2 separate regions of the Mus musculus genome follow, and region 2 is linked to region 1. Evidence: chromatin loops called from intact Hi-C (ENCODE). Cell type or tissue: left cerebral cortex. All regions are shown on one strand. Each heading gives the region's core, and the rest is flanking DNA. Links, peaks and the distances in the headings are about the cores only. Region 1 overlaps Cdk15 (cyclin-dependent kinase 15). Region 2 has its middle 14 kb from the start of Gm33724.

Region 1 (16,379 bases), core at 4,278-9,277:
GATCCATCCAAACGTATCCCCAGCTAAAATAATAGATTGGTATCCTGATGCAATTGCACAGCTTGCCCTTAAAGGCCTAAAAGCAGCAATCACCCACTTTGGGCGAAGTCCATATCTTTTAATTGTACCTTATACCGCTGCACAGGTTCAAACCTTGGCAGCCACATCTAATGATTGGGCAGTTTTAGTTACCTCCTTTTCAGGACAAATAGATAACCATTATCCAAAACATCCAATTTTACAGTTTGCCCAAAATCAATCTGTTGTGTTTCCACAAATAACAGTAAGAAACCCACTTAAAAATGGGATTGTGGTATATACTGATGGATCAAAAACTGGCATAGGTGCCTATGTGGCTGATGGTAAAGTGGTATCCAAACAATATAATGAAAATTCACCTCAAGTGGTAGAATGTTTAGTGGTTTTAGAAGTTTTAAAAACCTTTTTAGAACCCCTTAATATTGTGTCAGATTCCTGCTATGTGGTTAATGCAGTAAATCTTTTAGAAGTGGCTGGAGTGATTAAGCCTTCCAGTAGAGTTGCCAATATTTTTCAGCAGATACAATTAGTTTTGTTATCTAGAAGATTTCCTGTTTATATTACTCATGTTAGAGCCCATTCAGGCCTACCTGGCCCCATGGCTCTGGGAAATGATTTGGCAGATAAGGCCACTAAAGTGGTGGCTGCTGCCCTATCATCCCCGGTAGAGGCTGCAAGAAATTTTCATAACAATTTTCATGTGACGGCTGAAACATTACGCAGTCGTTTCTCCTTGACAAGAAAAAAAAGCCCGTGACATTGTTACTCAATGTCAAAGCTGCTGTGAGTTCTTGCCAGTTCCTCATGTGGGAATTAACCCACACGGTATTCGACCTCTACAGGTCTGGCAAATGGATGTTACACATGTTTCTTCCTTTGGAAAACTTCAATATCTCCATGTGTCCATTGACACATGTTCTGGCATCATGTTTGCTTCTCCGTTAACCGGAGAAAAAGGCCTCACATGTGATTCAACATTGTCTTGAGGCATGGAGTGCTTGGGGGAAACCCAAACTCCTTAAGACTGATAATGGACCAGCTTATACATCTCAAAAATTCCAGCAGTTCTGCCGTCAGATGGACGTAACCCACCTGACTGGACTTCCATACAACCCTCAAGGACAGGGTATTGTTGAGCATGCGCATCGCACCCTCAAAGCCTATCTTATAAAACAGAAGAGGGGAATTGAGGAGACTCTACCCCGAGTACCAAGAGTGTCTGTGTCTATGGCACTCTTTACACTCAATTTTTTAAATATTGATGTTCATGGCCATACTGCGGCTGAACGTCATTGTTCAGAGCCAGATAGGCCCAATGAGATGGTTAAATGGAAAAATGTCCTTGATAATAAATGGTATGGCCCGGATCCTATTTTGATAAGATCCAGGGGAGCTATCTGTGTTTTCCCACAGAATGAAGACAACCCATTTTGGATACCAGAAAGACTCACCCGAAAAATCCAGACTGACCAAGGGAATACTGATGTCCCTCGTCTTGGTGATGTCCAGGGCGTCAATAATAAAGAGAGAGCAGCGTTGGGGGATAATGTCGACATTTCCACTCCTAATGACGGTGATGTATAATGCTCAAGTATTCCCCTGCTTTTTACCACTAACTAGGAACTGGGTTTGGCCTTGATTCAGACAGCCTTGGCTCTGTCTGGACAGGTCCAGACGACTGACACCATTAACACTTTGTCAGCCTCAGTGACTACAGTCATAGATAAACAGGCCTCAGCTAATGTCAAGATACAGGGAGGTCTCATGCTGGTTAATCAACTCATAGATCTTGTCCAGAAACAACTAGATGTATTATGGCAAATAGCTCAGCTGGGATGTGAACAAAAGTTTCCGGGATTGTGTGTTACTTCCATTTAGTATGAGAAATTTACTAGGGCAGCTAATTTGTCAAAAAGTCTTTTTCAGTATATGTTACAGAATTGGACGGCTGAATTTGAACAGATCCTTCGGGAATTGAGACTTCAGGTCAACTCCACGCGCTTGGACCTGTCCCTGACCAAAGGATTACCCAATTGGATCTCCTCAGCATTTCCCTTCTTTAAAGAATGGGTGGGATTGATATTATTTGGAGATACACTTTGCTGTGGATTAGTGTTGCTTCTTTGGTTGGTCTGTAAGCTTAAGGCCCAAACTAGGAGAGACAAGGTGGTTATTGCCCAGGCACTTGCAGCTCTAGAACATGGTGCTTCCCCTGATATATCTATGCTTAGGCAATAGGTCGCTGGCCACTCAGCTCTTGCATCCCACGAGGCTAGACTCATTGCACAGGATAGAGTGAGTGTGCTTCAGCAGCCCGAGAGAGTTGCACGGCTAAGCACTGCAGTAGAAGGGCTCTGCGGCATATATGAGCCTATTCTAGGGAGACATGTCATCTTTCAAGAAGGTTGAGTGTCCAAGTGTCCTTCTCTCCAGGCAAAACGACACGGGAGCAGGTCAGGGTTGCTCTGGGTAAAAGCCTGTGAGCCTAAGAGCTAATCCTGTACATGGCTCCTTTACCTGCACACTGGGGATTTGACCTCTATCTCCACTCTCATTAATATGGGTGGCCTATTGCTCTTATTAAAAGGAAAGGGGGAGATGTTGGGAGCCGCCCCCACATTCGCCGTCACAAGATGGCGCTGACATCCTGTGTTCTAAGTGGTAAACAAATAATCTGCGCATGTGCCAAGAGTAATTTTCCACTACATGTACTCTGCCTTTACTCGGCCATGGGCTGCAGCCAATCAGGGAGTGATGCGTCCTAGGCGAAGGATAATTCTCCTTAAAAGGGGACGGGGTTTCCGCCATTCTCTCTCTTACTTGCGCTCTCTTACTCTGCGCTCTTGCTCTGCGCTCTGGCGCTCTGGCGCGCTGGCGCTCTGGCTCCTAAAGATGATGTAAGCGGGGGGGCTTTCGTTTTTGGGGCTTGGGGCTTGCGCTCCTGGCTCCTGAAGATGTAAGCAATAAAGTTTTGCCGCAGAAGATTCTGGTTTGTTGTGTTCTTCCTGGCCGGTCGTGAGAACGCGTTTAAGACACTATCAGCTTGTGGCCCTATGAGAGAATAGTCCTTATGATTTGGAATCTGGCCAGGGTCACCTAAAGGCCTGGCTGGCTCTGCACCTGGTTTCACTTTAAACCCAGATTGCTGTCCCTTCTACTCATGGCAGAGGCTCAGTAGAGGAAGTACTCCTGAGACACTTGGGTGTGTCTGCACTTGGCTTTGGGGAGTGTTCCGCCAGCCTTCTGTGCATGCAAGCAGAAGCTAGCTGTGCATGAATACCTTTTAGGGTACGATGGTTCTGGGAAAATCTACCATCATACCGTTTGCTCCTTGAGACTGACTGAGAAGAGAATTCACCACTAATATGACAAATCATCCTGACTTAGCAAGAAATGTCACTTCAACACTGAATATCTTGCACCCCAGGAAACCTTGCAGCCTTTGGGAAAAGTGGGTCTGTTGGTCAACTTTCGCCCTGATGTGTCTTTCCAGCTGACATAGAGGCCTGCCCGGCTAAGAAAAACGATGTCACCAGAGTTTTTTATTCCACCAGTATTGGTGGAAATCTTCAAGCTGTTATTCAGGGGGCCACCACAGCTCCATGGGTGGGAGAAGTGGTCATAGCATCCTCATCTCTTCTCCAGCTTAGGAAGTAGGGTTCCAAAGGAGGCTGCCCTCGGAGTGGGGAGAAAGTCCTAGATCCCAGACAAAGGCAGACCCTGTTCCCTTCTGCAAGCAGCAATCGATCAATCAATCGATCAATTGCCTGTGGTTCTGGGCCTGCTCACCTTCAGAGATGTAGGTAACCTCACCTTTTCTTTTCACCAACATTTGTTAACCCCGACTAGGTGGTGTCTCTTCCTGTAGGAAGCCGAAAGGTCACACATTTCTGGCTTTAGCTTCACTCCCGAAACTGCAAACAGAGACTCCTCTGTAGGGAGGAAAAGAGAAGAGCATCTATATAGTATTTCCTGAACTCTTCAATAGTACACATGTTTTGTCTGCCTGTTGTAACATCTGATACCCAAAGAGATGTTGAAATAGGCAAACTGACTATACTGACTTGGGGTATGTTACTGCATCTGTAATAGTTGTCAAGTGCACCCTATTTAACTCAGTTCAGTGCACACTTGCCAAGCACTAGCAGATGAAACTGGGGAAGGGTCTGGCACCCACGGGGAAGAGTTAGAGAGGTGTGCCAAGGAGTGTAGACTGTACTCCCACCAGGTCAGGCAGAGAGCAGCATGTGGGCTAGATATCCTGAGGAAGGTTCAAAACTTTGTCATATACCCTCGTCTCTAAACATAGTCTAAAGAAACTCTAAGGCATGGCTTTCATAAAATAAAAAAAATTTTTTTTGTTTGAAATATCTTTATGTAGTCCCTTCATCCTTACATCCTTACACAGATGTTCTTTGACTTACCATGGGGATATATCCTGGTAAGCCACTGTAAATCCTTGGGTTCAATCCCCAGCATAAAAGAAATACAATAAATATCATAAATCAAAGTGCTCTTTTAATTTATTTTTTATTTCACGTGTGCGGGTATTTTGCCTATATGTATGTCTGTGCACTGTGCATGTAGGGCCTGTGGAGGTCAATGGGGCATTAGGTCCCCTGAGATGAGGTACAGATGTGCTATGGTGTGGGTGCTGGGAATGGAACCTAGGAACTGGTCCTCAGAAAAAACAGCTCTTGCTTTTAATCACTGAGACATCTCTCCAGCTCCATCAAAAATGTATTTAATAGGGCTGGAGAGATGGCTTAGCAGTTAAAAGCACTGGTCGTTCTCTCAGAAGTCTTGACTTCAATTCTCAGCACCCACATGGTGGCTCACAATGGGCTATAACTGTAGTCCCACAGGATCTGATACCCTCTTCTGGTGTGCAGATACACATGCAGACAAAATACCCAAAATAAACAAATGCAAAAATACATTTACTAAGACCCTATCTTAAAACAACAATAGCAAACATTTAACATACCTAACATATGGAATGTCAGAGTTTAGCAATGCTGGACACTGCAGAATGCCGGTTCTTTCTGCCTTGTGACTGTGCTACTGGGAACATGTAACAATCTGCCACAACCCAGTGTGGAGAGAGTGGATTGCTAGACCCCAAAGTGACCAAAACTTGGAATAAAGACATCTCATGGGTCCTGGATCCAGAGCTACTGTGTCTCTATATTATACCTAATGTGGTACACACGGTGTAAATAGTTACACAGCATCTTAAAGAAAATAACAACAAGAGAAAATTGGCCTATGTTAGGTACTTTCTATGTTAGGACACACTTTCCCCTGAATATGTGGGGTTGTCTGAATCTGACACTGACAGGTATAGTCATGGAACCCATAGGCATGGAAGGCCCATTTAATGATTTCTCCTGAATGCATATGGCTTTCACCCCATTATAATGTATAAATGACTCTTAAAGAAAAGCATTGCCCTTCAGGGGAAGTCTGTATCTGATTGGGTGGGCTCCCTGGTAGTTTGCAGTCCCACAGGCACCTGTGTAATAACATAACCGCTGTCTCTGTGGGCACTCAGTGAGCTGATGGGCCAAGTCCTTCCAAAGTTAGCGTTCAGTTAGGGGACTCATCTGCACGAGAGGGGAAGAACAAAACTTCCCAGCAGATTGCTGTGAGCTAAACACAATCGAATGTGTGTATGAGACGCCTTCCATAGTTCCTGACACGAAGTAGGCACTGAACAATTGCCGTTGCTGGGGCATGAGCAGGGCAGGTCAGGAGCCCAGGTCACCAAGCATGTGCACAGAACTTGCTCTCAGCATCCTTGCACGCAGGCCCTGCTTTTCCAGGCCCATGGTCTGAGTAGCTCATAATTTATCAGAGACAGCGCTTCTATGCTTGGCATACCAAAGGCATAACATGTTGTAATGATGCTGTGTGCTTGAAGCTGTTCACACCCAAGGGGAAAGAAGAAGCCTTCACTGCTGGCTCTGCCTTGCTTGGTCTGTATCAATGCTGTGGGAAACCTGCAGTTCTGACATCTTTGGTTTAAAATAATAGATTTGCTAGGTTGGAATGGGGAAGAGGATTAATGTTTGCTGATCCAAATAAGACATTTTTCACAGGGTTGCTATAATATTCCCTTTTGTACTCTCTCCTCCAGCTTACACCACAGCATAAACAGCTAAACAGTAAGATAGACATTGCGTACACTTAGCAGACTCTTTGTCAACTCAAATCTGGGCTGATTTAGGAGTTTGTCTCCAGGAGAAATCCTGCCTCGGAGACAGTGGCATGAAAAGCTCGGGTTACCCTGGGGCTCCCTTGCCCCTCAAAAGCAGGGATAGGAATGGAGTGGAAGAGGAGAAGAAAGGGAGGGGGAGAGGGAGGGGGGAGGGGAAGAAGGAGAGGAGGGAAGAGGGGGAGGGGAAGAGGAAGAGGAAAGGAGAGGGAGAAGAGGGAGAGGGAGGAAGAGGGGGACAGAGAAAGTAAAGAGAGAGGAGAGGAGAGGAGAGGAGAGGAGAGGAGAGGAGAGGAGAGGAGAGGAGAGGAGAGGAGAGGAGAGGAGAGGAGAGGAGAGGGGAGGGAGAGAGGCTGAGAGAGAGAGAGAGACTAATCAAAAGGATTCAAGTTGGCTGTGGATTGCCAGACTCTCCTTCCTAAGTCACAGTAAAAGAAAATGTAAAAGCGGGGAAGAAAAAGATAGGAAGGAAAGGAGAGAAGCTAGGAGGCGGCAGACGGCTCTCCCTCAGTGATCTCAGCCAGGCAAGCCCTTCCACTCCGGTGACTGCTCATTAGCTTAGTGAATCTGACAGCGTAATTACCACGGTGGCTTTGCGCTTAGAATAAATAAATACGAAAGTGGGTGCTTAAAAGTTTTTTGAGAAGGGGAATTCAGTCATCTAGACTGTCGGTAAGACAAGTTTATTTAAAACTTTTAGATTCTTATGTATTTAGATCATTTCAGAGGAGATAATGAGATAGTTGTCTCTCAGCCTAATTGAGTTCCTGGGCTCCTGGCAGCTGGCTGTCACCCCTTTCAAACCTTGCTTTGACTCTCTTCCTTAGAAATCCGATCCCAGTGTCTCCGTTTACTCTCCCTGCACTGATAACCTGGGGAAGCCCTGCGTACTGAAGTGCAGAAAGTGACTTCATGGGATTGGGGTGCTGAGTCACCAGCACAGGAAACCAAATCTCCCTCAGCCTGCCTGGCTACAGGAGAGAGCGGGAGTCGCAAGGAGTCTGGGGATTAATCTAGCCTTGAAGAGTTTCTTTGCTGTTTCCCTGGTCATGTGATTTCCTGCTGTCCTTGCACATCATCAATTCATCAGCTACGGCTGCTTACTGTGTTCGATTACTCAGAACACACACTTCTGCATGAGAAGGCCAACTTCTTGGCTCATGTGGAGATATGGCAGCTTCATATCGTCAAATCCCAAGGGATCTCAGGGTACCTTACACTGAAGGTGCTAACTAACACAAGAGTGCACTTACAGCTCAGACCAGGGGCACAGGACACAGTCATCTCCCATGGAAGCAGATGGTCTTGTCTTTTAAAGGTAATTAGTACCTATTTGTCTTTCCTCTCTACCTCGCCTGTCTCCTAGAACCACACTTATGCGAAACCTCATATTTAGTGAGCCAAGGGTTTCATAAATGTTCAGTTCATTCTGGGTTAGAAGAAACTAGTGTTAACCCATTGTGCAGATGGGGAAAATCAAGGCTTATGAAGGCCAGAGGTGCATCTGGAGTCTGGGAAAGAAAAAAAAAAAAAGAACAAGAAAACATAGGCCTTTAATTCTCAGTCCAGAGTTCAGAACTCTTAAACAATTTTTGCTTTAATCCATTCTTAAAAACCAAAAAATATGTCATCACCAGCATTACAGAAAATTCTGAAAAGGAGGGAAAATGATCCGCAGTATTCTAGAACGTGTTTATTCTCTACATTAACTTTCAGTTCTGTTCACATGCAAATAACCTTTCATAAGTACATTATAATATGCCATTTTATATTCTCAATTTTGTTTTTGGATTTTGAGTCAATGTCTTACTGTATATTTATGGATGGCCTGAAATTTGCTATATAGACCAGGCTGGCCTTGAACTCACAGAGAACCACCTGTAGCTGCCTTCTGAGTGCTAAGCTAAAGGCATTTGCTGGCTTTTCTCTTTTCCTTCCTCTTCCTCTCTCCTTTCTTCTCTCTCTCCTCTCCTCTCCTCTCCTCTCCTCTCCTCTCCTCTCCTCTCCTCTCCTTTCCTTTCCATTTTGGAAGATGGCATTGCTATGTGACCCAGGCTGCCTCTCAGATCCTGGGATTAAGGTCATGTGCTGCCCTTGGGCCTACTTTTCTGGTGTATGTAGCTTATGGCCTTATGTGCTTAATTGTTTCCAGTGCACCTCACACTCCTGTGAGCAGCTGCAAATGGTACACAGCACTGTGTGCCCAGGCAACACATTAATATTTATCCAATCCATTCTCCAGGGCTCAGTAATTAAATTATTTTTTACTTTGTAATGTTCAAACCACTATGTGTGTGTGTGTGTGTGTGTGTGTGTGTGTGTGTGTATCACATTTGTATACATCTAGGTTTTGTTTTGCTTTGTTCAGTTTCTTTAGTCAGCGTTCCTCTATAAAACCCTGGCTGTCCTGGAACTAACACACTCTCTCTCTCTCTCTCTCGACCAGGCTAGCCTAGACTGCAGAGATCTGCCTGCCTCTACTCCCTGAGTACTCTCAACAAAGGCGTGCACCACCATGGCCTGGTTTGTTTGGTTATTTTTAAGCTTGCTCAACTGTTTAGCTAGGTAATTTCAGGGATAAATAGATCTTGATTAAAAAATATGAGCAAATCTGTGTAGCTCCTTTTACCTAAGGTTGGTTGAATCTGATATTGATGGAAGGCACTGTCCCTGACCCACACTTCTGTCAGCAGAAATGCTTAGATTGGCTCCTCACCTGCACTGGGAGTTGTTGGGTTAAAAGAAAAGAAACCTGGGCTGGTGAGATGGCTCAGCGAGTAAGAGCACCCGACTGCTCTTCTGAAGGTCCTGAGTACAAGTCCCAGCAACCACATGGTGGCTCACAACCATCCTTAAGGAGATCTGACTGGTGTGTCTGAAGATAGCTGCAGTGTACTTACATATAATAAATAAGTAAATATTTTTTTTAAAGAAAGGAAAAGAAACCTTAGCAGTTACTCGGTTTTATTTAGACCTCACCTTCACAAACTGTCTCCCATGTGATGTATGCAACTTTGCTTTGTTTCCTCTTGAATAAAATTGCTATTTTATGCCTTGCTCCCATTTTCATTTGATTCTTGTTTTTCTTGCAGAATGGTTACAGAGTGAAACAAGAACAGTGACTGCCATGGAGTAAGAACTCTTAAGATCCAAGGGTGCTGCGGACAGCATCATGAAGAGTGAGAGCAGCAGACACTGGGCCCTCACAGCACAGGGGAAAAGGCGCTGGGACAGGGTGTGGATTTCCATAGCATAAGACATTGAGGTGTCACCTAGTCCACCTGGGGAAGGCGGAACCTTTCCCAGAAAGGCTTTACAAAAGCAGCAACAAGCTGGGACTAGGGGTGAACCATGACTCTAAACCAGTCTAGCTACAATGTTCTTGGTAATGGAATGAATTTTGGGGAGAGTGGGCTGGAGCCTCGTGTGAGTGAGCCTTGGCTCCTCCACTTCCAATTGGGTGACTCCACTATCAACCCCAATTTCTATTTCCTCTTTTTTTGTTTGTTTGTTTTTTTGAGACAGGATTTTCTCTGTATAGCCCTGGCTGTCCTGGAACTCACTCTGTAGACCAAGCTGGCCTCAGACTCAGAAATCTGCCTGCCTCTGCCTCCCTAGTGCTGGGATTAAAGGTATGTACCACCACTGCCGGGTCCTATTTCCTTTTTGTTTGAGACAGTCTTCTTAGGTAGGCTAGGCTAGCCTAGCCTCACCCTTGCCAGCATTCAGCTCTCTTCTACCATGTGGGGCGTCAGGCCTGACAGTAAGTGCCTTATCCACGGAACCATCTCATTGGCCCTCAGTTTGCTTCTTAATTGATGGCTTTTAAAATATTGCTTAATAAAAAATTTAAAAAGTGGAAAAAGGGGCCTGGCAAAATAGTTCAGTCTATAAAGCACTTGCTGTGTAAGCCTTAGGACCCAAGTTTGATCCCCAGAACCCACATAAAAAGTCAGGCATTAAGCCAGCCAGTACGCGCCTTTAATCCCAGCACTCGGGAGGGAAGCAGGTGGATCTTTGGGTAGTCAAGGTGGGAAGATGACTCACAAGTTTGAGGCGAGCCTGGTTTACTTAGTAAGTTTCAAGCCAGCCAAAGTAGCAAGACTCTGTCTCAGGAAACACACACACACACACACACACACACACACACACACACACACAGGGCAGTGGCAGACAAGTCTCTCTTCTTTCTTCCTCACATCCAGACTTTGAAACTTGGCCTTAATTAAACATTGAGTAAACTGGATACAAAAACAATGCACAGGCTCAGTGGGTAAGAGAACTTACTGCTCTTCCAGAGGATGCTGTAATTTCAATCCCAGAGGATCCAATGCCCTCCTCCACCTGTGTGAACACCAGGCACACACATGGTTCACATACGTGCACACTGGCAAGACATTCATACACATAGAATAAATATTTTTTTAAAAAGCAATAAACATGGGGAAGGGAGTAGGAGGAGAATATAGAGGAGAAACTGTAGTGGGGATGTAATATTAAGTATAAAATTTAAAAAAAAAACAATAGAAATATTTCTACCTTTAGTTGGAGCAAATTCATTGAGAGAATGAAACGGAATCCCAGTGATAGATATCAGTGATAATGATATCTGTCATTGCATTTCTAATCTATGCAAGAATCCAAGTCCAAAAATAAATAAATAAATAAATAAATAAATAAATAAATAACAAACAGAAGTAGCTTGAAACCATACAGGAGCACACAGGGCACTTCCTCAGGCATGCTTCGTGGAAGTTTAAGTCACTGTGAGAACATATGTTTGAAGAGAGAGAACGCTGTGTTGTGTCAGCTTCAAGATCTTGCCACTGTTCCTCGAAGATGGCAGCTCTAGAGTGACACTGAAGGACACTAAGGAACATGCAGCACCAGGGACAGAGCAAAGAGAACATGCCTAGCATGTACTAAGCCCTGGTTCCACCCCCAGCACCTCAGGAACTGCGAATGGTAGACCTGCCTATGATTCCGAAACAAGAGGAGCAGAAGGTCAGTTATGAGGACAGGTCAAGGCCAGCCTGGGGTACATATAACCGTGTCCCCCCTGCCTGCCCCTCCTAGAAAAGTGTAGGACATCTCTTTCCTTAGATTCTCGTTTGGTCCTAACCATGCAAGAACATCAGCTTCATTTTAGAATCTTAGGGTGTGTGTATGTGTTGTGCGTACCCACATGTCTACAGGAGCCAGTGAAAGATGCCCAGTGCTCCATCAATCAATCTCTTTCCACCTTAGTTTTTAAGGCAGGGTCTCTCACTGAAGCTGAAGTTTGGCAAGGCTATCTGTCCCAAATGCTGAGGTTACAGGCCATGCCTCACTTTTTTCTTTCTTTATTTTTTTTCTTTTTTGTTTGTTTGTTTTCAAGACAAGTTTGCATTGTCCTGGAACTCACTCTGTAAACCAAGGTGGCTTCAAACTCAGAGACCATTCCCCCTCTGCCTCCTGAGTTCTGGCATTAAAGGTGTGTGCCATCATACCTGGCCCATGCCCCACTTTACATGAGAGCTGAAGATTTGAACTCAGGCCCTCATGCTTATAGTGAAAACACTCTTGCCCACTGAGCCAACTCCCCAGCCCACCATTCAAGATCCATTCACATTCTCCTGGCCCACTACAGTGGCGTTAATCTCTGCATATGTTGTCAACTGGGTCACATCCCTGCCTTATCCATTGCCTTAGGACTGTATGCTCTTGGAGGATAACATCCATGCCTAAATCTTTGTTCTGTTCTCAGCATCACACTTACCAGTAAATGATGAATAAATGGAAACATAATTTGCCCACTATGTTAGGACACTATGCTGGGTCCTGAGTTTTAGAGATAAAAATAAGAAGAATGTTATAATACCACAATAAGACCCAATGAATGACTAAGTGAGAGAAGCAGAACTTATATTTGATATGTATATGGTGGGATAATTAAAGAAATTTAACCTAAGGCTAAGGCTCAGTGGGAGAGCAGTTGCCTAGTGTGTGTGTGAGGTCCTGGGTCCAATCCCAGGAGAGAGAGAGAGAGACAGAGAGACACAGAGAAAAACAGAGAGGTAGAGAAACGAAGAAGCATGAGCTCCACCACGAGGACCCGAGCTTGAACCTCAGCATCCATCCATCCATCCATCCATCCATCCATCCATCCATGTAAAAACCACCGAATCTGGTGAAGCTGGTTGACCGCTGGTCGCGGTGACACACAACTTTAGTCCCAGCACTCTGGAGGCAGGGCAGGCAGATCTCTGAATCTGAGGATAGCCTGGTGTACAAAGTGAGGACATCCAGGGCTTTACAGAGAAACCCTGTCTCAAAACAAACAAACAAACAAAACAAAGACCAAGACAAAGCAAAACAAAAAACCCAAATAAACCATGGTGGCGAGAGCTTCTAGCATCAGTGCTGGAGAGGCGACTAGATCCATGTAACTTGACTGTGAACCAGCCCAGCCTAAGCAGTGAGCCCCACATCCCAGTGAGAGGGACTGTCTCCCATCTCAGAAATCAAGGTTGACAGCTCCTAAGGAAGGACACCCAGGTCAACTTCCATACATGGATGCTCATGCACATACACACACACACACACACACACACACACACACACACACACACACACACCAGTTAAGGACACCTAGACTAGACAAGTGAGTTTGGACAGTGATGTCACAGGATCATCAAATGTTTAAAGACCTGACAATAGAAGAAGACTTGAAATTTTCACTCTTTTTGGAGTGAAGTGAAATATGGCTCTGATGTTAACTTGGCAGTGGGAATGAGTTCAGAACTCTCAGAGTGGAGGTGTGAGTGGGTGGAGGGAAGGCAGAGGAAAGGGTTGCAGGCTTTCCCTGCCCCTGTGCAGCCTATAGAACATTGTTTCTACAAAAGTATTTGTGGAGCATGGCAAGCCTTTAAACTTCAAGATGATTTTTTTCCCCTAAGATGCCAAGACGTATTTTAAAGGAGAAGCAGGGATTTAGTCCAGGAAGGAATGGTAGAGACGGATTCAAACCTGGATTAGGATAGAAAATGAGTCAAACAGAGAGAGGGAGAGAGAGAGAGAGAGAGAGAGAGAGAGAGAGAGAGAGAGAGAGAGAGCGCCTTTGATGTCTTGATGATCAAGAGCTGGGGCTTAAGGACCAGACTCTTAAATCATGTGGCATTTACTGGCCCAGATTTTTTTTTTTAAAAAAAAATACTCTTGTGGATCAGTGTGTATGCTCAAAATGGCGAGCTTCCAAAGTCAGTCTTAACTCTCTAATGGTAACATTTGGAAGGCTTCCTGTAAGAACGGAAGGGAGCCATTTCTAGAAGGGGCAGCTTAATGATTTTCTACTCCCCTACCCCCAAATCGTTAACCAGTGTTCCTTTCCCAGAGCCCAAGTTCATGCTGAGGGCAAAGGGAATTAAGCAAAGGGCTGAACCTGGAGCTAAGATTAGAGAGCTGCCAAAGGGCCTAATTTTAGGTCCTTGCTGCCCCAGCTGACAGGCTGTACTGCTGGCTCGGCCATGGGGACCACAGTGTGGCCATGAGCTGGTGCCTGGGTGGGGAGAGCTGTTCCCTGGCCATCTGCAAAAGCAATTAGCTCACTGATGGGTGTGTTTTGAGAGGGACTACCAATAATTTCTCCTTCAACAAATGTTTCTTCAGGTGTTCAAGGGTCCGGGAGGGAGAGCGTCAGGGCTTGGCAGACATTCCCGCAGGCTCGCCCGCCCTGCATTCTAATGCTGACGTTTTCCCACTTAACAGTGATCTCCACATGGGAACCAATCCTGGAATTCCTGGGTTTTCATGGCAAATCACCCTTGATCAATTTCCTCTGGCTCTAAACTTACTGCCACAACCCAGGGACAGTGTCGTTGGAGACTCAGCTTGATGAAAATCGGCAGAGATTGATGGGGACTAGTCTTTGATTTTGTGGGGAGTTTGCACAGCAGCCTTCTGTGGGGATTTGGGCTGTCTGTCCTCTGGTCTCCATATATTTTCCACTTACAGGCTTCATGCTTAATTGTCTTCTTCAGAGGCCAGACAATAAGAGCTGGCATCTTCCAGATCAAAGGGGAAACAGAATATATTTTAAAGTGACAACTTGGTTATTCTGCGACCAGAATAATAAACTGATGTAAATATAAGCCCCTGAATGGAGGCCATAATGAAATGTTACCAAGGGAGCAAAACCTTTCTTCTAATTACAGCAAAGCAACACTCCTCAAACGTCTTTGGCAAGCATACATCTTATTTTTTCACAATTCTCGTGCCTGCAGCAGCCCGCCTCAGCAATGGAGATTTTTCTGTCCCTGCAGGTTGGGAGCTGGGTTTACCCACTGGGTCTCTCTGTCTGCAAAGCAGGCTGTTAACAAAGGCTCTTTGCCAGGGGCAATGAAAAAGCAGGCTAGTGGTGGTACCCAGCCCAGGGTATGCAGCCCTTAGTGGAGGAAGAGCCCTTGGCGAGGGCCACTGTTGTCAAGGTGCACAGACAGCCCTGGAGGCTCCTCTCCAATTCTCCCAGTACCTTTGCTCTTCCCGCCTGCTTGCAGCACATCCCAATGTCATCTTTCTATGTGTATTTCTATACCTGCCCCAAGCACACATGCACACATGCACACACACGCGAGTGCACACACACACACACACACACACACACACACACACACAGTTGCACCCCTCTTCCCTGTCTCTTGGCGCTGGCCCTTTCATCTTCTCCCTCAGGGATTCGAGATGTCGCTGCAGGAAGTGCTTGTCCGCAGAGGCAGCAGCCAGCAGAGCCCCGTGGCTTTGACAAACCTCATTTAATTGGGAGGAAGCCAGGAGAATTTGAAAGAACTGAAACATCCACGAAACTCCTTTTATCAGGCATAATTTAAACTCTGCATGGAAAAACCCCTATATGTATAAAGAAAAGTCAACTTCCCTCCCGCTGCGCACACTCCGCATCTCCCCCAGCACAGGCAGGCTCCTGCAAGATTCCATCTTTTCATTTTTCTCAAAGTGTCAAAGTAGATTTGGGCTCTGCAGCAGGGTGAACAGAGAAGGAATACAGATTGTTCTCTCCCTCACTCATGTGCACACACACACACACACACACACACACACACACACCCCTTTAGATGGTGTGAGCACCAGAGTCCATTGATTGAAAACTTTGCTTCTGCTTTCTAGGGAGAATCAAAACCCAAGTTCCTACGAGCATACATGTCCGTTTGGATGCTGACTGCTGCTTCTTAATTAAAAGCTGGTGCCCAGAAAACCCTGATGATCCCAGCAGTTCTCAGGGCCCAGAATAATAGACTCTGCAGGAAGCTAACGGGGACATTTCTCTAAGTAGGGGGATGCGAGCATTGTGTACAGACAAACACGCTGTGCATGTATGGGATGTGGTAGAGTTAGGTGTCCACAGAGGGACGGATCTTAGGCACAGATGGGAAAGAGGGGAGCACAGCAGGACAGGCAGGCCAGACCCACACGAGACAGAGGTGCCAGGCCAGGGTAGGCGCTACAGCTCTACTGCAACGCCTTTCTTTTGACCCACTAGCCCAACCCCATCTCTCACCCTTTCCAGATTCACCTCCAGGCTCATCCATCTCTCTTGGATTATCCCCATTTCTCCTAAGTCACCTCCAGCAAACGTCTCTGAACATCTGCAGCTGATTATACACAGATTTTAGCTGTTCTGATATGATTTGTGCTAATCTGTGTAAAAGGTACCCTGTTTCCTCTTCTTCACCCTCTTTTCCTCCCTCTCCATAAGATCCTCGAGGCCAAGGCCAAGCCTCTTGTTTTCCTCAACTTTTTATAGCACTCCATGTGTTCTTGACACTTAATGGCAGCTTAATAAATTCTAATGGCTGCCTCTTCTTACAGGGTTAAGTAAGATATTAACCTCAGATGTATAATGATGGTTATTTTTAGAGATCTTAAGTGACTCACTTTAATAATGAAATTCCTCAGTAGTCCCAAACTAAGAGATTTTGCTGTTTCATGACGATGTCTGAGATACAGGGAAACTGGGCTTACAAAGCCTAGCCAAACTGGGCCTATGCTTCTTGGGAAATAGCTCTGCATCCCCAGACACCCCATCCCGACTCCCACCCCACTCCCGCCCCATTCGCCTCTTCCCAGGATGACC
Region 2 (16,379 bases), core at 4,145-9,144, 93 kb before region 1:
TCACGTCTCTCTGCCATTCTAAAGAGCTAAAAGGGCAGAGAAACATGAAGCCTAGATAGACCACGTGCATCATGATTCAGGGGCACAGGCATGGACTCTATCACTGAATCCCAGCCACCCTCAGGTCCACGGAACGTTCTTTCCGATAGACAGTACCTAGCAGTCCTGGGTTCTCCTGGCCATTGACTTTCTTGCTTTGGGTTAATGGGCAGGTGTCATTGTGAAGGACACGTCTTAGAATTCTGTTCTCGCCTTGTCTTCAGAGAGAAGTTCCTGGATCACATACGAGGAAGTCTGGAGCTGGTAAAAGGCTTGGGCTTGGTAGCGGCTGAGTAACTCAGTGGTCATTGCTGTGGGTGGAGGTATGGATTTCCCCTGGCACTCCATACCTGGGCCCCCAGGGGCCAATATTTCCTATGTAATCTATTTGCCAGCTGTGGCAGGGAGCTGTGGAAGTTTTTAATAGGGGGCTCGGGAGCCCAGAGAGATGGCTCAGAAGTTAAGAGAGTGCTATACTCTCTTCTGGAGGACCCAAGTTCCATTCCCAGCAGCGATGTTGGGCAGTTCACAAGCACTTCTAACTGCAGTACCAAGGCGTCCCACAACCTCTTCTGGCCTCTGGTGGCACCCACATTCACATTCACAGCCCCTCACAAAGACACATAACTTAAAGATAAATCTTTATAAAAAGGGAACAGTTTCTCTAAGTTGGACTGGTAAAGTAAAACAGTAACTGAAGATTATGCCAGCTGCCCTTTGGTCACAGGATCAGTATTAGGCATGGAAAAAAAAGCATTTCATCTTACAGAAATCCAGGTCTGGGGAATTCTGGTTATAGGGGTTGAAGTCACCAAGCCCCTCCTACAGTGAAGGTGCTCACACACTGGACTGGGCCTCACTTTTACCTTGGAGGAAACCTAGGCAAAGACTTGGTGAAGCCTCCACAGGAGGTTGTGCCAAGAGAGCTACTTAGTGGCCAAGTTCCTTCCTCTACCCACGGTGTGGCTGCCTCTCTCCTGGTGTGTTATGACAACTTGGAATGTAATCTCACATGTCAGCATCAGCTTTCCGGAATACCTGCTTCTCAGATTCTCAGAGAAGCCGGCGGTGGGGATGAAGGTGAGACAGGAAGTCGCTCTGGAGTCGCTGAGGCCACCTCTGGCTTTGGAGCATCCCCAACACCTCCCATGGAATGAAGTCTTTTAAATTGCCTTTTGGGAAGATTGACCGGACAGCTGGGTTGCCTCTGTCTGCTCTTGCCCAGCTTCCTGCCTGTAGAGCCTGTGAGAGGAATGGAGAAGCACCTTGGGGGAGCATGACCTGATTGAGTAGTGTGGGCACGGGGCTGGCAGGATGCCACAGAGGTTGCCTGTGAGCAGGCTGCAGGGTGGTTTTTCTTCTTGCCAGAGAGGCTGGGTGACTGGGAGAGTAAGTCCTCTACTTAAAAAAAACTAGCCAAGGTCCCTTGGGCCTGTCCTATTGTCTGTAGCCTCTCATGTGAGGAACCGTCCTGCTATTGGACTTGGACCCTACAGTCCCTGCTGTGACTGATAGGAGACAGAGGCCCTGGGAGGAGAGACCTGTAACTTGTGCCAGTGTCTGAACTGCAGGAGTTGGCATCTGGTATTGAGGACATTGACCTGCTACAGTACCTGTGAGAAGTGTCACGGGTGGTTGTCCTAGATTCCCCCAGAGACTAAGGCTTCGAGATCTGGAATATCTTGCCAAGGTCACAAGAAAGTAAGGTTCAAGGTGAGGCCTGGCCGGCGCTGTTTCATGTGGCCTTGAGATAGTTACTCACCTTCCTAAGCTCCTTCCTCATCTCCAGAGAGAGAGAGAGAGAGAGAGAGAGAGAGAGAGAGAGAGAACAGGATAATCCAAGTGAGGGACTCAACTCTCTGCTCTCGAAGATGCTCAAGGCAGCAAGATTGCCTTCATCTCAGCTTGTCTCAGTTCTACTATGCTTAAGAACATTATTCGCACATAAATTTATATTTGCATATAAACAGATAATATGCATGCTTTACTCTGCATAATCATAATAATAAAATTATTATTATGGGGCCACAACTCCCACACTAACTACACAGAGACGTCACAGTCCAGGACCACATAGTTCCTACATGCTGCTGGACTATGGCCTTCCACTCTCTCTTTCCTTGTCTGTCTTGATAACAAATCTTTTTTCCATTTTACTGAAGCTGATGAGAGAAAGTATTAGTCCAGGATGGCCCTCAAAACCCTAGTCTCTACATCCTGGTGTTCCTGCCCTTTCTGCATCTGCCTGCTGCCAATCTGAATATCCCAGCTGTCTTTGGACCTTCTGTGAGAAAGAGGGCATGCCTCCCCATGAATGAATGAAATCTCAGATTCCTGCCCTTTCTGTTGTAAGCTGATCTGAGGAGCAGACACAAGCCTTTCCCAGCCCCGTAGCTGTGGCCAGTAGCAACTTGAACTGCAAAGACTTACTATCAATTGTGTTATAAGGGCCAAAGGGATTTATGGACATTTTCTGTGCGTCTGTGGACATAGAACCGTAGTTCCAACTGAACAGAGCCAGAGGAAACGCAGTGGGCCTTGCTAAATAGAAAGAATGAGTTCAATGTATACAGAGTGAGGCTGAAGACAGAAGGAAAAGGGTTCACCCTGTTAAATATTTACAATTTGAGTCCAAAGATGATGGCAGAGGGTAATTTCTGTAATATATTCCTCCCTCTAAACCCACCTTGCATGAAAAACTGCACCAGGCACAAAACACTGCTCATGAATATTCATGGGCAAACTCCCCTTGCTATTTGGAAATTGGGTCTGGTGCTAAAACTCTACCCCCCAACCCCCAAAGGCAGCCCTCTGCAGGAAACCCTGAAGCTGAGCAGACAGAGTCTGCCTTGCAGTTGGGTCAGAGGGCATGGCCCGGGGAGGGGTCAGCTCTGTTTCCACTCTGTGCTGTGAAAGCCGAACCTTCATGGAGCTTTTCGAGCTGCATTTTGGGCTATTTAGCTTCAAAAACAAAAGATTTATTTTCCTCCTCTTCTCCTTTTGGGTTTTGTTCTCCCCTGGCAGCAGTGACACATGTGGGTCTGGAAGCTGGGAAGGCCAAAAAAAAAAAAAAAAAAAAAACCACACTCCCTCCCGAAGTGGAAAAAAAAAGGACAGACTCTAAATGTCTAAACGGAAAGAGAACCTACCCTGAATGCCAGAAGCCAGCACAAACATTCCCAACACTCACCATGGCTTCTTCTCCTCTTTTTAAGAGAGAAAAGAAATATTTGCACGTGTTATGTGAATGCTCACAGCACACCTTGAGTGTACAGCTGTGTACAGGGGGTGTGTGGGCCTCCTGCTTGCTGCAGTAGCCCAGGTTAGGTCTCCCTTATCTGTCAGATGGGCCTATGGTTGGTTCCCTTTCATAGATAAGAAAACTGAGACCTAAAATTCTGTCTCTAGTCACAGGGACCTTCTCAATAGATAAACTAAATAATTTGATTTTTTGTTTGTTTTTCGAGACAGGGTTTCTCTGTATAGCTCTGGCTGTCCTGGAACTCACTTTGTAGACCAGGCTGGCCTCGAACTCAGAAATCCGCCTGCCTCTGCTTCCCAAGTGCTGGGATTAAAGGCGTGCGCCACCACTGCCCGGCAATCTAATTTTAACTGCTTGCGGTCTCATTCTCTCAATCTGAGGGAAAAGGACACCCTCTAAGCTCCATGCAGACCTAACATCGGTCTCTCATGCTGGCCCTTCAGAGGAAAGAGTCAATCAAACGGGTGCCAGAGCATGACTGACTATGCAAGAAATCACATTGGAGCTCGGGTCCCTGGATGGAGACAAGGACTGTTTTCACACCACTCTCACACACTGGCAGGATGGCCGTGCTATCCATCTGGATTTTCTCTTTGGAATACCGTGGAGGGGAAGCGGCTACTAGCCTTGAAGATTTTGTTCAAAGCTGCTTCTCCCCTGTCACGGTTAGCGGCGGTTTGAAGCTGACCACTGCCTCTGCCCTCTGTTGAGGTGGTGTGAAGCCTCTCTCTGTATGCAGTGTCTGCTTGGCGAGTGTTGTGGATAAGAATCTGTAATTAGGTCATTTGTGGGGACTGGTGACCTCAGACATAGCAATGCCCACTTTCAACTCATGTTTTAGTTCTTGGGTAAAACGTTACATCTCAGTTTATGCAACCCAGATACAAGCTTTTTCATTCTGGCTAGTTTGGATGTTGCAAAGGGACTGCCTGGCCTGTAGCCATCACAGGTTGAGGTCCCATGGCCCAAGTCTAAAAGCACAGAAGCTCTGGTTGGGTGGCTGTGTGAGCCCTTTGGAACTGAAGTCACAACCTGGCGTTCTCTTGTTCCTTTGGCCTGTGCACAGGAGAGACCAGAGGGCATAGGGGAACCAACCCCATTTGGCAGCTGTTTTACTTCCCAGGTTCTGGTCTGTTGGCACATGACATCATCAGAGAAGCTGCCAGAGGTGAACACTGGGAAATGTCTCTTTCTTCTGACCTCCCCTTACACTCTCTACCACAGCACCGTGGAGGCAGATGGCCGCAGAGGTGGGGTGGTAACTAAATCAGCAGGCTGGACTCCAGGCTGGGACTGCTAGGTTCTGACCTTTTTATCTTTGTCCTCTTTCTCATCTCTAAGACCAAAGCACCTAACAGAACAACTTAAAAGAAAGGAGGATTAGTGTGTGTGTTGCTCATGTTTTTTGGAGTGTGCAATCCATGGTTACTTGGCCCTGCGTGCTTGGGCAGAACGTCATGATGGCAGTAGCGTGTGACAGAGGAACTTCAGGGCTGACGAGAAACAGAAGAGGATGGTGGTCCTCTTAATCTTTTATTCCAGCTGATGGGGTGGTATCACCCACACACGGGGTGGGTCTCCCACACTCAGTTAATCTTCTTTGTAAACGAGGAGGTATGCTTCATCCATCTCCTAGGTAATTCTAGGTCCGTTGAGTTCACAGTGCAGATTATTCCTCCCTCTTTCACAGAGGCATCTTCGCAAGTGGGTTTCCTCAGTGTGCCTGTCTGTTCCAGGTTAATGGCACTCTCGGTTCACAGTGGTTCTAACTGTCCAGCCTCCTCTGTGGCTGCAGAATATGCGTTGAGAACTTCCTTCCTCTCTGAAGTTTGGGTCAAGGCCACATGCTCTCTCATGGTAGAAGGTTGAGGAGTCGCCCATGTCTTGTTTTACTGGGTGTTGTTTTTCCATTTTTCTTCAGAAATGTGGGAGTTTAGTCAATCTGAGAATTACACAGAGAAAGGGAGACTCCTGTGACTCTTCTGTGGGTTCCTCACCAGAGCACAGTGTGCCAACAGAGCCATGGGCTGTACGGCGGCTTTTAACAAGCTTGCTCCCAGAGACCACCAGGTGGAAGAACTCTGATTCTTAGCAGAGTCAAGCTCCAATCTGCAGGGCAAAACAAGGAAGGAGGCAGGCTCTAACATGCCTACACTGCCTGAAACTGATCTTAAGAACCCACCACTCCCGACAGCTATGCAAATCTGTAAACTCCCTTCCACCAGGTTCCCTCTAATGGGAGAGTCATGTCAGAGAAGATACTATGGCACAGCCATGACCAAGATAAAACTGGACGAGTGTCCCAACATGGTATGTTTATAAGTGAGCGAATCAAGATTCCACCCAGAACTCTGTCATGAGCTACGGTCCTCTGTAAAGACACACATTTGAACACCTAGGACTCTGTCTTGAGCTACGGCTGTGTGCGAGGACACACATTTGAATGAACAGGAGTGGCCTGACCATACTGTTTTCTGTTGCTGGGCTATGAGGACAAAGAACCAAGGAGTCTTCCATTCTGATAAGTGATCTGGGTTGACAATATGACTCTAATTAATCCACTTGCTAATGGACTGCCTCCCTTTAAGATCCTCAGTTGAAGATGGTGGCAGATACATGTTTTGGGGAGTTCTGCAGATACTTGGAAATTTAACGAGAGGACACAGGGTACTGTACTTATTGTTTTTGGGTTCAGAGAGTGTTCTTTCACTCGGCGGTTTTCCCATCGCCACTTTTTCCTTTTGCCTTCTGCAGTCTCAGCAACTGTAAGGACTGTGGTGAGACACTGTGTTTCACAGACAAGGAACCCAGATCTTGCCAAGTCCACAGCTGGGACATAGGTGAGCCCAACTGACCGCGTGTGTGGACTGTCACTGCACCTAGCTAGCCCATACCAGACTGGAGATGAGAGCTTCTCTACCAGTCTGCTGTAGAGAGAAAGGGCATAGAAGTCAGAATAGTGTGGCCCTGTGTGTGTGTGTGTGTGTGTGTGTGTGTGTACTGTTGTAGTTATCTCTGCGTTGAGGTGGTGTGTAGTGGTATACAGTCTTGTGAGAACATTTTATTTTATTTTGTGTACAAAGGATATAGCCTAGGACCTTGCCCGTGATAGGCAATCACCACCCAGCTTTCTTTTAATTTTTGGTTTGAGGTGAGGGTGCCCAGGCAGGCCTTGAACTTGCTGTCTCCTAGCCTCATGAGTAGCTGCACCTCCAGGCTTGGCTTGGGTGGGTTATCTGTGACAGCAGGAGAGTAGGGCTTTCTTATGCTTGGCCGGTTATTCCTTGGCTAGCAACTTAGCTCCTCCTGCCAAAGTCCCAACCCTTGCTGCTCCCCGCCTGCCACAGACTTCCCAACAGAAAGAGATAGAGCAGCTGCCTCCCCATCTCTTTGCTCTCTGACTTTTTTTAAAGTCCCAAAGGCTCTTGATGTGGGGCTGGGCCCAGCTGTCAGGCTCACACAGTGCTTGGAAGCAAGATGAGGGGCTCTCAGCAAGGGCTTTGGGTATAAGCGGGTGAATTTATAAAGATCCTTCAGTTGGGCAACCCTTGTGTACAAAAACTATGCAAAGAAATGAAGGATCTGATTAAACTTTGCTAATTTCACATTGGAGGCTACTACAGTAATAATTATAGTCACATAGACTTATGTATCAGGTTTAATTGCTGTATGTGAATTATTTAACTTAATATTCAGAACACCCTTCAAGAAGCTTTTTGGTTTTTTTCTTCCCTTTCTTTCAAACCTTGTTTCTTTTCTTTCAAGACTTGTTGCATGCTAGGTAAGAACTGTCACTGAACTATGTTCTAGCCTAGTACAGGTTCCCTGCTTTGTAAACCCCATCCCCATTCCAGTAACAATGCCCACCACCATTCCTGACAAGGCCAAACTTCTCTGACTCCTATTCCCAGGTAATGCAGCTCAACATCCCTTATCTCTGAACCTGAGGCTGACGAGGCTACTGATGCTTCGTGGCTCAGCCCATAAAGACCTCAGCTGCGTTATATTTAGACCACAGTTTCCAAGGCTGTTTTGAATAACCCAAGAGTGAGCTTGATGGCTGGCAGGTGTTTGCAGCAAGAAATCTTCTCCTTTTCCGGTTTCTAGAGATTGAACCCAGGGCCTTATTGCATGCTAGGCAAGTAATGCTGAGGAATTCACACTGAGCCCAGACAAGACAATGGGCTATTTACAGGTGTCCTGTGGGGTGTGTGATGGGAGGGGCACCAAGCGTTGACTCCAAGAATTTCATCTGTCTACAAAGAGGATGTCTTAGGAAAACTGGAACCTAGCTCCTTTCGGATTCTTTAAGGACAAAAGGAATTCCTTGGGGCTCACACAAGTCTGTTTCTGTTGGCCATTCAAGAGAAGTAGGCGCTCATGTTTGTCCCAAGCCAAGTTCACACAGACATATCACCTTTATGTTGGCGTGTGTTTTGGATCCCCCCAGGCCTCCCTCCAGGAGATGGGAGACAGGAGGAGCCCGAAGGAGGTTATTGGGAGTCTTTGTGGTTTCAGTCATAGACCTATTGATAGTTTGGTGTCATTACTGATCTATTCAGGGAAGACCTATGCAGGGAAGACTCAGTTACAGAAATAGAAGACTACTGAAAAGAACCTTGCATTCCCAAAACAAAAGCCTAAAGGCCTGAAGACAGCAGAGACTAGATTTGAGTATTAGCCTACTGCAGAGTAGTTCAGAAGCTTCTATTCTTGCTTCTGCTTAGCCCTTCACAATCAAGAACAAGAGCGGGACATCCTCAGGACTTTTTTTTACAGCAAGTTAGACCCTAACCTGCTCTGAATAGAGCTCTCTTACCATACCACGGCTGGGCAAGTACTGCAGAATGCTAAGGGGGGCTGAGACTATATAGCCCTAGTGGTAGAACACTTAACTAGCCTGCTTGAAAGCCCAAGTTGAACCCTAGAGCCAATCAATACAGAAAGCAAAACCCTTCTTCACTGATGCTTCCTTCATGAGTCATGAATCCAGCCCATACTTTTTTCTCCCTGTGATATTGGGAATTAAACCCAGGACCTTTACCTGTGCTAGAGAGGTGCTCTACGACTTAGCTATATCCTTAGCCCTTTTTGCCTTTATATTTTTGACCCTGGATGTAACTGCATATGTAGGCAAGGAGTTTGGCTACTCTGTTTTATGCTCCCAGCAGGTTGTGCTCCCAGCCACCCTGAAGACCAGGGAATCTTCAGATCCTTAAATGAAAGACACACACACACACACACACACACACACACACACACACACACTAGCTTATATTTAATATGCTGTCTATCTCAATGGCTAGGCACTTCTAATCTTCCGCTTGCTGCCACAGGCCAGTGGCCACTTACCTGAAATCTCACATGGCTGGTTGGCTTTATCTCCCGAAGCTCCTGTGTCCATCCGTATCCTACTGTTTCATGCACATTTCTCCCTTCTCCTCCCTCCAGCACCCCAGCCTGTGCAAATCTAAGGTTCCCACCCCATCTCCCTTCATCCAGCCATTGGCTGCTGGCATCTTTATTGATTGATCAAGAACCAATTGGGAACAAGGCCCTTTAGCATTTGGACACGAAGATTCCCGAATGAATCAAAGCATCAGAACCAATCTCCAACACCAGGATCTTAATAAATTGCCCCCAGATTACATCATCAGGCCCACTCTAACATGTGTTTTCTAAGGCAACCCACTTTCTGAGCACTAGAGAGCTTCAGAGTTAAGGAATAGTATAATATATAAAATATACATTATATAATTATATATACTTTATATTAAATATGCTTATATTTTCATATATTTTTAAAAGTTAATTGGTTAATTTATCAACATTATATATAATTACGTTATATTATATAATAAATTAATTTATCTGCTAAGGGAGTCTTTCCTTGTGAGAGCGATGAGATAGGCTGACTCTATGGCAGGCTTTAAATTGGTAGTCCAATAGACGAGGCCTAATCACTGGGCAAGTTCAGGCAAGCCCAGGAGGTGACTGGGCATCTCTCCTACCTTATGCTTTATATAGGGCTAGGAATAACTCCTGAACTTTAGGTCTCCCCCGTAGAGATCCTATATGGGAGGCCCCCTCTCATACTACCTAACCTCCAGTCTGATATCTTAGCTGCATATGACCAACATAAGTTTTAAAAATCCTTGGAAGCCCTCCATGAGTTCCAGAAGCAACTCTGACTGCCATCTCCCAGGCTATGAGTCTGCTCTTTCCCCTGACCCCCATCACTTTGAGCCAGGGGACAAAGTCTGGATTGAGAGACATAACCACAAGACTTGGGAACCATGCTGGAAAGGAGCCCACCCTGTGATCCTGACCATGCCGACAGCTGTCAAGGTGCACAGGAGCTGGAGCTGGATGCACCACTCCCAGATACGGGAGACAAGACCTGACAGTTGAGGTCCCAGCAGAAAATACTTCCAGATGAAAAGCCACAGGAATGATGGAAGGTCACCCCACATCCTGTCGATCTTCTGAAACCACGACTCCAGCGCTCCTGATCCTGCTTGCTTTCTGCTTTCTCTTTGCTGCACCGGCCACTGCCCCCACTATCCCCTGAATCAAACCTGGCAGATGATTAATGCTGCAACTGGTAAGACTGCCAGCTCTACCTCCCACTAGACTCCTGCAGGCACTTGGTTTCCTGATCTTCATGTAGACCTTTGTGACTTGGTAGATGAGGGATGGGACCCTTGGATCAACAGCCCTTTCCTGGTTATGGTAGCAACACTCCCTGCCCACCAACCACACACACACACACACCAGAGCTGAAGGAACACACAGTCTCAGGCCTTTAAGACTGCCAGGGACATTCTGGGGATCGGAGCCATGAACCAAATGTGGAGGTCCAGAGTCCTTTTTCTTTGTAGCATGGGGATGCAAATCTACTGGTGGATAAGCTGGAAAACCCCCATCAAAGATGACCTTGTTGCTGTGACCCAGTTTAGAGATATACAGACATCCAGAGCTGGGTCCCACATAAGAAAAGACACCCAGCCTCCTAGGAGAGAGACTTGTGGATCTTGTTTTGAGCCCCTTACTCTCTGGGTACCCCAGGGGGAAATGCAGCAGTCTTGTCATCAGGTTCACAGCAGCTGGCAGGAAGGCCGGTTGGACTGCTGGTAAGCCATGGGGACAAGGACTTTACATCTCTGGCTATGATCCAGGACTCGTATTTACTGTCCAACTGCTCCAATGTAGCCTTGTGAAACCCATGTTCCCCTTAGGCCCCAACAAGTTATTAACAAGGCCAAACCAACCATCCCACCACCCCCCAACCTCTGCCTCTACCTTGTATTACTCCCTCATCAGGACCCACCACCTTTCGCCCCAGGAGGTCTCACTTCATCTAACCAACTGCTCCCTAAAACCTCCAAACAATCGAGTAAAAAGGGTGGCCATTTCCATTGTAGTACTAGGTTCTCTCCTTGGCGTTGGGCTGGCCGGAGCTGCTAGTGTAGGGGCCTCAGCCCTAATACTCTAAGATAAAAATTATAAGGCCTTATGGATGGTGATAGATGCAGACACACAGGAGATGTAATATATATACAGAAGTAGTCTTCTAGAACTGAAGAGGTCCAGACTTGCTATTCCTCTATCAGGGAGGAATTTGTACAGCCTTAGGTGAAGAATATCATTTCTATGCTGATCACTCAGGGGTGGGCAAAGAATACATGGCCTTAGTCAAAAAGAGACTCCTTGAGAAAAGAATAGAAAAAGCCAGAACAAAACAAAACATCGTAACAGTCTCAGGTTAGTATGAATCCCTCTTGAACTGCTCTCCTGGGCTGACCACCTCTCTCTCCTCTCTTATCCTACTGATGTGAGACTTTACTTTTGATCTCTGTGTAATCAATACTTTAATTAAGTTTGTTAAAGATATGATTTCCACTGTTCAATTGATGATTCTCAAATAACAACACCAGCCCATAGAAACATTAAAAACATCTCAAAGATTCAAGATGGCCCATTACTGAAGGGGGATAGGTGAGAGTGATAAGATAGGCCGACTCTATGACAGGTTTCAAATAGTCCAGGAGACTAGGCCTAAGAACTGGGCAAGTCCAGTCAAGCCCAGCCAAGTCAGTTACTAGAAAAAAAACCCAGTCTCCAGCCCCCATGCTCCAATGATTCTGGAATGCCAAGAGAGTGAATAAAATAACTCTCACCTAACCCGGAATTCCCCTAATATGCTTTAAATCGGGCCTATAAGCTCATTTTGGACAACCCCCACCCCATGATGGCCTTCTGCAGAATAAAACGCTCCTTGCTCTCACACACTATTTGAATATGAGATATCATTCTTTGACAAACAACAGACTGTTACACTTGTCTCTTTCATTTTTCTCCCTGGCTGACTACTTAACCCAAGGAATGCTAGGATGTTGACAGTGATGGGCATACGTGGTGGCCTGTCTCAGAATCATAGAGCAATTGAGATGGGTGCTAGCTCTCTGTGGGAAGTAGGGTCCTTGATACAGCATGTGTTAATTGAGTTCAAAGTACCTCACTCAACAGCCTACAAAACGAGTAAAACAAGTTGGAATAGAGAGTGATGACCATTCACCTGGTAGGAGGAGTAATTCATGATCCCTCAGTGGTTGGGATGGGGGTGGCAGTAGGGAACACAAAGGGGCGTGAGCCATACTGATTCAGTCAGTGATGCTGTCAGAGAAGGTCAGTCCCAGTGAAGATGACCTCATTCTCTTTCTAACTCCTACTGTAAGACTTCACGAAAGTCTTGGGCCAGGGCAGCACATTCTTCCTTTGGAACCCTTCCCACTCTCCAGAGTTCTTTCTTACTTTTCTTTTCTAAATCTATATTGATATTCCTGACTCTTTATCTCCATTCCCTTATTCTTCTTGAGATAATGAACGGGGAAGCTACTGGTTCTAGCTGGCTTGGGTGGCTCTTAATTGTCAAGCACCCTAGTTAAACTCTGTGTGGTAAACTCACCAAGAGCTGAGAGAGGATCCATCTCACTCTAAGAATCCATGCAATCATGAGGACATGTAGACATGGACTAAAGAGGCTTAAAGCCTTGAGATTGTGGATGTTAGAAGAAAATTAGTCCTTGTAACATCCCTCAACCCTTTACATCTCCGAATTACCTTCTCTGACCTCATTTCCTGTCTCTCTTCCCATTCCTCGTCTGCTGCAGGCATGTTGGCCTTTTCCTTGCTCCTTGAGTACACTGAATATGATTCTAGGCTCAGGCATTTGTACTGGCTCTTTCTTTTGTCTGAAACGATTTGCCAAAATCTTTAGCAGTGTCCTTATCTCCTCTGAGTCTGTCCCAACAGCACATTGTCACTTACTAAAGCTCCAGCCTCTAGGCTCCTCTCCCTGAGTAGAGGGACTTTTGTTTTGTCTACCTGCCAGAGTTTGGGCAAATAGTAAGATTCCCAAAGCATGTTTCTTTAAGGCAGCAAACTCCTTGGATATGCTTCTTGGTGCAGGAGAGAGCGAGTCATTACTGATAGGTAGGGCTTATGGAATGAGGTCATAGCCAAGGTTACTTAGTTAATTAATGCCAGGAGCAGGGCTTGAACTCAGGGCAGAGAAAATATCAACCTCCAGATACTCCTTAGTCTGTGACCTTAGGAAACCTTTACAAAACCCAACTTCCTCACATGTAAAATGTGAGGAAGAATCAGAAGAAAATCAGATCATTTCTCCTCACAGAAACTTTAAAGATGGAAAAGTCTGGAGATTGGAAAGATGGCTCAGTAGTTAAGGGCAGCTACTGCTCTTGTAGAGGACCAAAGTTCAGTTTTCAGAACTCACAACTGCCTGCAACTTCAGTTCCTTTGAGGATCAGACACAGGCCTGTGTGTGCATCCCTCCCCCACCCCACCCCCCACACACATACACACATTCACACAATTAAAATAATAAAATCTCAAAATCAGACTCAATAGAAGCAAAGATGAAAGGGCATATAAGTTCAGGGCTCTCCTCAAGGCTGTTTCTTCAACTAAACCTTTCCTGGTTGCCTAAAGCAGTCCCTTAGACAGTTCTGGATTGAATGAAAAGAGTTGACTCCAGTGAACTCAGAGGTCAGGCAACACAAAGAACAAGAAAGGAGAACATGATGGAAGGCAAGAAGGAGCTGAGAAGGAAGGTTGGCAGTGTAGCCGTGGTCTTGGGAATGTAGCAGCTTTGATCCAAATACTCCCTGCTCCAACTACTACAACTGCTACAGATGTCCCACACAACAGGGTTCAGTGGTGTGTGGAGGCCTCCTGTGGCCAGAACCTCACAGTGATGCACTGTTTCCATCACTGTGGCCGCCTGTTGAGCGTGGAGAAGCCACAACGATAAAGCAAAGGAGAGCTTCGAAGTATCAGAGCACAGGAGAGGTAGGGAGAAGGCCTCCCAAAAACCAGGCTCTTAAACCCAGTCTGTGTTTGGAAGTCAGCAAAGCAGCCATATGCAGCAGTTAGCCACCCAGAACAGCTGTCATTAGCTGACTTCTGTTGGATGACAGTGGCTGATGTGGGGACTTAGTGACTCGGCCCTATTGACTGTGGAAGCTCTGTATGCAGATTGGATTTAGGGAACTTTCATTGTTATACAAATGTGTGAATTAGAGTAGGTGTGGTTCCCTCAGGATTGCTCTGCCAACACTTAATGCACCACCCCCAAAAAGCTCAAAGCAAAGCAAAAAAAAAAAAAAAAAAAAAAAGCCCAAAAATGTATTTAACAAATGAGTGTTCCACTGAAAATCCATCAAGCACACGTAGGGTAAAGTCCAAAACAGGGTTCATCCTTTGGGCACCTCTAGGCCATCCCACAGCCTGGAAGCCCTGAAGCCTACATCTACCTCCTCCAACATCCTTCATCTGAATCAGGGGATGAGATCACTGTCTCGAGGACAATCTGATCTAGGAGCTAAGAGCGACTTTGACCACTTTTAGAGTGAAAAACTAAAAAGATCGTATTTTATGACAACTAAAGATGATAGGAATTTAGACTTCAGCATCCACGATTCAGATTTTTCTGGAACACAGCCATACTCATTTGTTTTCCTGTTGCTTATGACCAGCTGTGCTACAACAGGCAGAACTGGGTAGTTAGAACCCAGACCGCCTAGCCTGAAACCTTCCGAGTGCTAATCAGCTTTGTGTACTTTACGTACTTTCCTTTTGGTTGGCAGTGTTGGAGGTTCCAGTCCCTTGTCAGTTGGCCTGTTGCTTTTGGGGCTGCAGTGAGGGCCAGTACGTAGTAGGGAGGAGGGGAGGAGGAGGAAGGAGGGGAGGAGGGGAGGAGGAGGAAGGAGGGGAGGAGGGGAGGAGGGGAGGAGGGGAGGAGGGGAGGAGGGGAGGAGGGGAGGAGGGGAGGAGGGGAGGAGGGGAGGAGGAGGAAGGAGGGGAGGAGGGGAGGAGGGGAGGAGGAGGAAGGAGGGGAGGAGGGGAGGAGGGGAGGAGGGGAGGAGGGGAGGAGGGGAGGAGGGGAGGAGGGGAGGAGGGGAGGAGGGGAGGAGGGGAGGAGGGGAGGAGGGGAGGAGGGGAGGAGGGGAGGAGGGGAGGAGGGGAGGAGGGGAGGAGGGATCTCTTACATCATGGTAGCCTAGAAGCAAAGACAAGAGAAAGGGGTGCTTAGATCCCATTGGCTACTTCAAGGCACACCCCTCCCTTTTGGACCTAAAACCTCCTTCCCTAGGCCTACCTTGTAAAGGCTTCCACCACTCCCCAGTAGTGTCAGCCTGAAGACCAAGCATTTAACATACAGGCCTTTGGAAAGACACCCCGAGCCAAAGTTCTGCATTCACTACATGGTTATGTTTTTATACTGTTTGGAACTATAGGGGATGGCCTTTCCAGAAAATAAATTTTGATTCCTCAATATGGGCATTTTCTCCGTACCCTCAGGTAACTATCATAACCCCAAAAGCTTTTATTGATATGTGAGTTTGAGGTCAGAAGTCCTCTTGGATGTGCCCCAAACTTTCTGGATAGTCATTGTCTCTGGGAAGGCAGGACAATTCCACCTGTTTTCCTCTATACCCTCTACTCTTAGGTCCACACAAGGTTAGGTGCATGATGGGTGAACAATAAATACTGGTGCATAGATGGGGAGCATTTTAAGTTGTTTCTTCCTAGTTGAAGAGATAAAGATGGGATAGAGATTTAGCTCAGTGGTAAAGGGCATGTGCCAGGTCCTGGGTTTGGCCTAATCCTAGGACTGCAAGAGATTAGAATTAATTAGAATTAATTACATGTGTAGCCTGGAGAAAGGGCTTGATTAGGCTTAGGCAGGAGGTTTAAAGAGTCCTTGAGTTACTGAGATAAACCTGGTGAAGACCAGAGCTGCTCCTGCATCCAACCCCAGGGTTTGGGATTTGCAAGGACCTGTAGGGTTTGTGTAGAGGATTTAGGACTGACTACATGGGCAAGTCTCAGAGTGGGCGATGAACAAGGTATAAAATGCTTTCCAAAGAGATAGCAACCACAGCTTTTCAGTGGACAGCAGTTGGAGGCTCTGCCCGTAGCTTGTTTATTCACTTTCTTTACACTACACTCAGGAGAAAGCAACATCCCCGCAATGGCTGCAAACATGGCTGTTTCAAAACTAAGTTCTGTTCTCCAGCCTTTACCATGAAAACAGCTCCCAAATGCCTCCTGTTTTAGGGCAGGATTCTCTCTTGCCTTCTGGTAAGTTGCACAGACAGACAATTTCACTGGACCTCACAATGTCCCTCAGCATCCTGAGAAGTGTTTCAAAGACCACAAGGAGGTCCATCCACCTCTAGGCAGGCCCTGTACAGGGTGGGAGAGTCCTTGTTACTCCACCATCGGAAGGCGGCCACACACGTTATATTAGACACTTGACTCATTGCTGCAGTGAGATACTCAACGGATGCAACCTAAAGAGGGAAGGAAGGGTTTATTACGGCTTACAGAGCTGTGGTAAAGTTCATCGTGTGGGTAAGGTGTGGTGGCAGGAGCTTGAGGCAGCTGCAGTCAGGAAAGAGCCGTGAATGCCTGTGCTCTGCTCAGCCTGCTTCTTCTACCTCAGCCTGTGGATGCTGCCTGCCTCTGAGGTGGGTCTGCTAGCTCACCT

Evidence for each region. Hi-C counts contacts between places; a loop is a spot of excess contacts. Peaks named below come from ENCODE experiments on the same cell type or tissue, not always from the same donor. Only the 100,000 strongest peaks of a DNase experiment are listed, where the experiment ranks them.
Region 2: a loop joins it to region 1, with 2.0 times the contacts of the local background. A loop is called at or near these places in 2 of 42 quality-filtered maps.

The regions. Positions count from the first base shown.
Region 1 is chr1:59,331,840-59,348,218 of GRCm38, reverse strand. Cdk15 (cyclin-dependent kinase 15) reads right to left here. Exons shown (of 14, transcript NM_001033373.3): 13 at 3,853-3,971. The coding sequence ends at 3,862. Among named protein-coding and RNA genes, the nearest start is that of Gm51625, 28 kb to the left of the region's middle. RefSeq lists enhancers at 6,173-7,357, 12,786-14,296. In left cerebral cortex, for the core only: no CTCF peak of the experiment used is centred there; a DNase peak (open chromatin) is centred at 7,109.
Region 2 is chr1:59,424,531-59,440,909 of GRCm38, reverse strand. No RefSeq gene overlaps it. Among named protein-coding and RNA genes, the nearest start is that of Gm33724, 14 kb to the right of the region's middle. In left cerebral cortex, for the core only: no CTCF peak of the experiment used is centred there; a DNase peak (open chromatin) is centred at 6,570.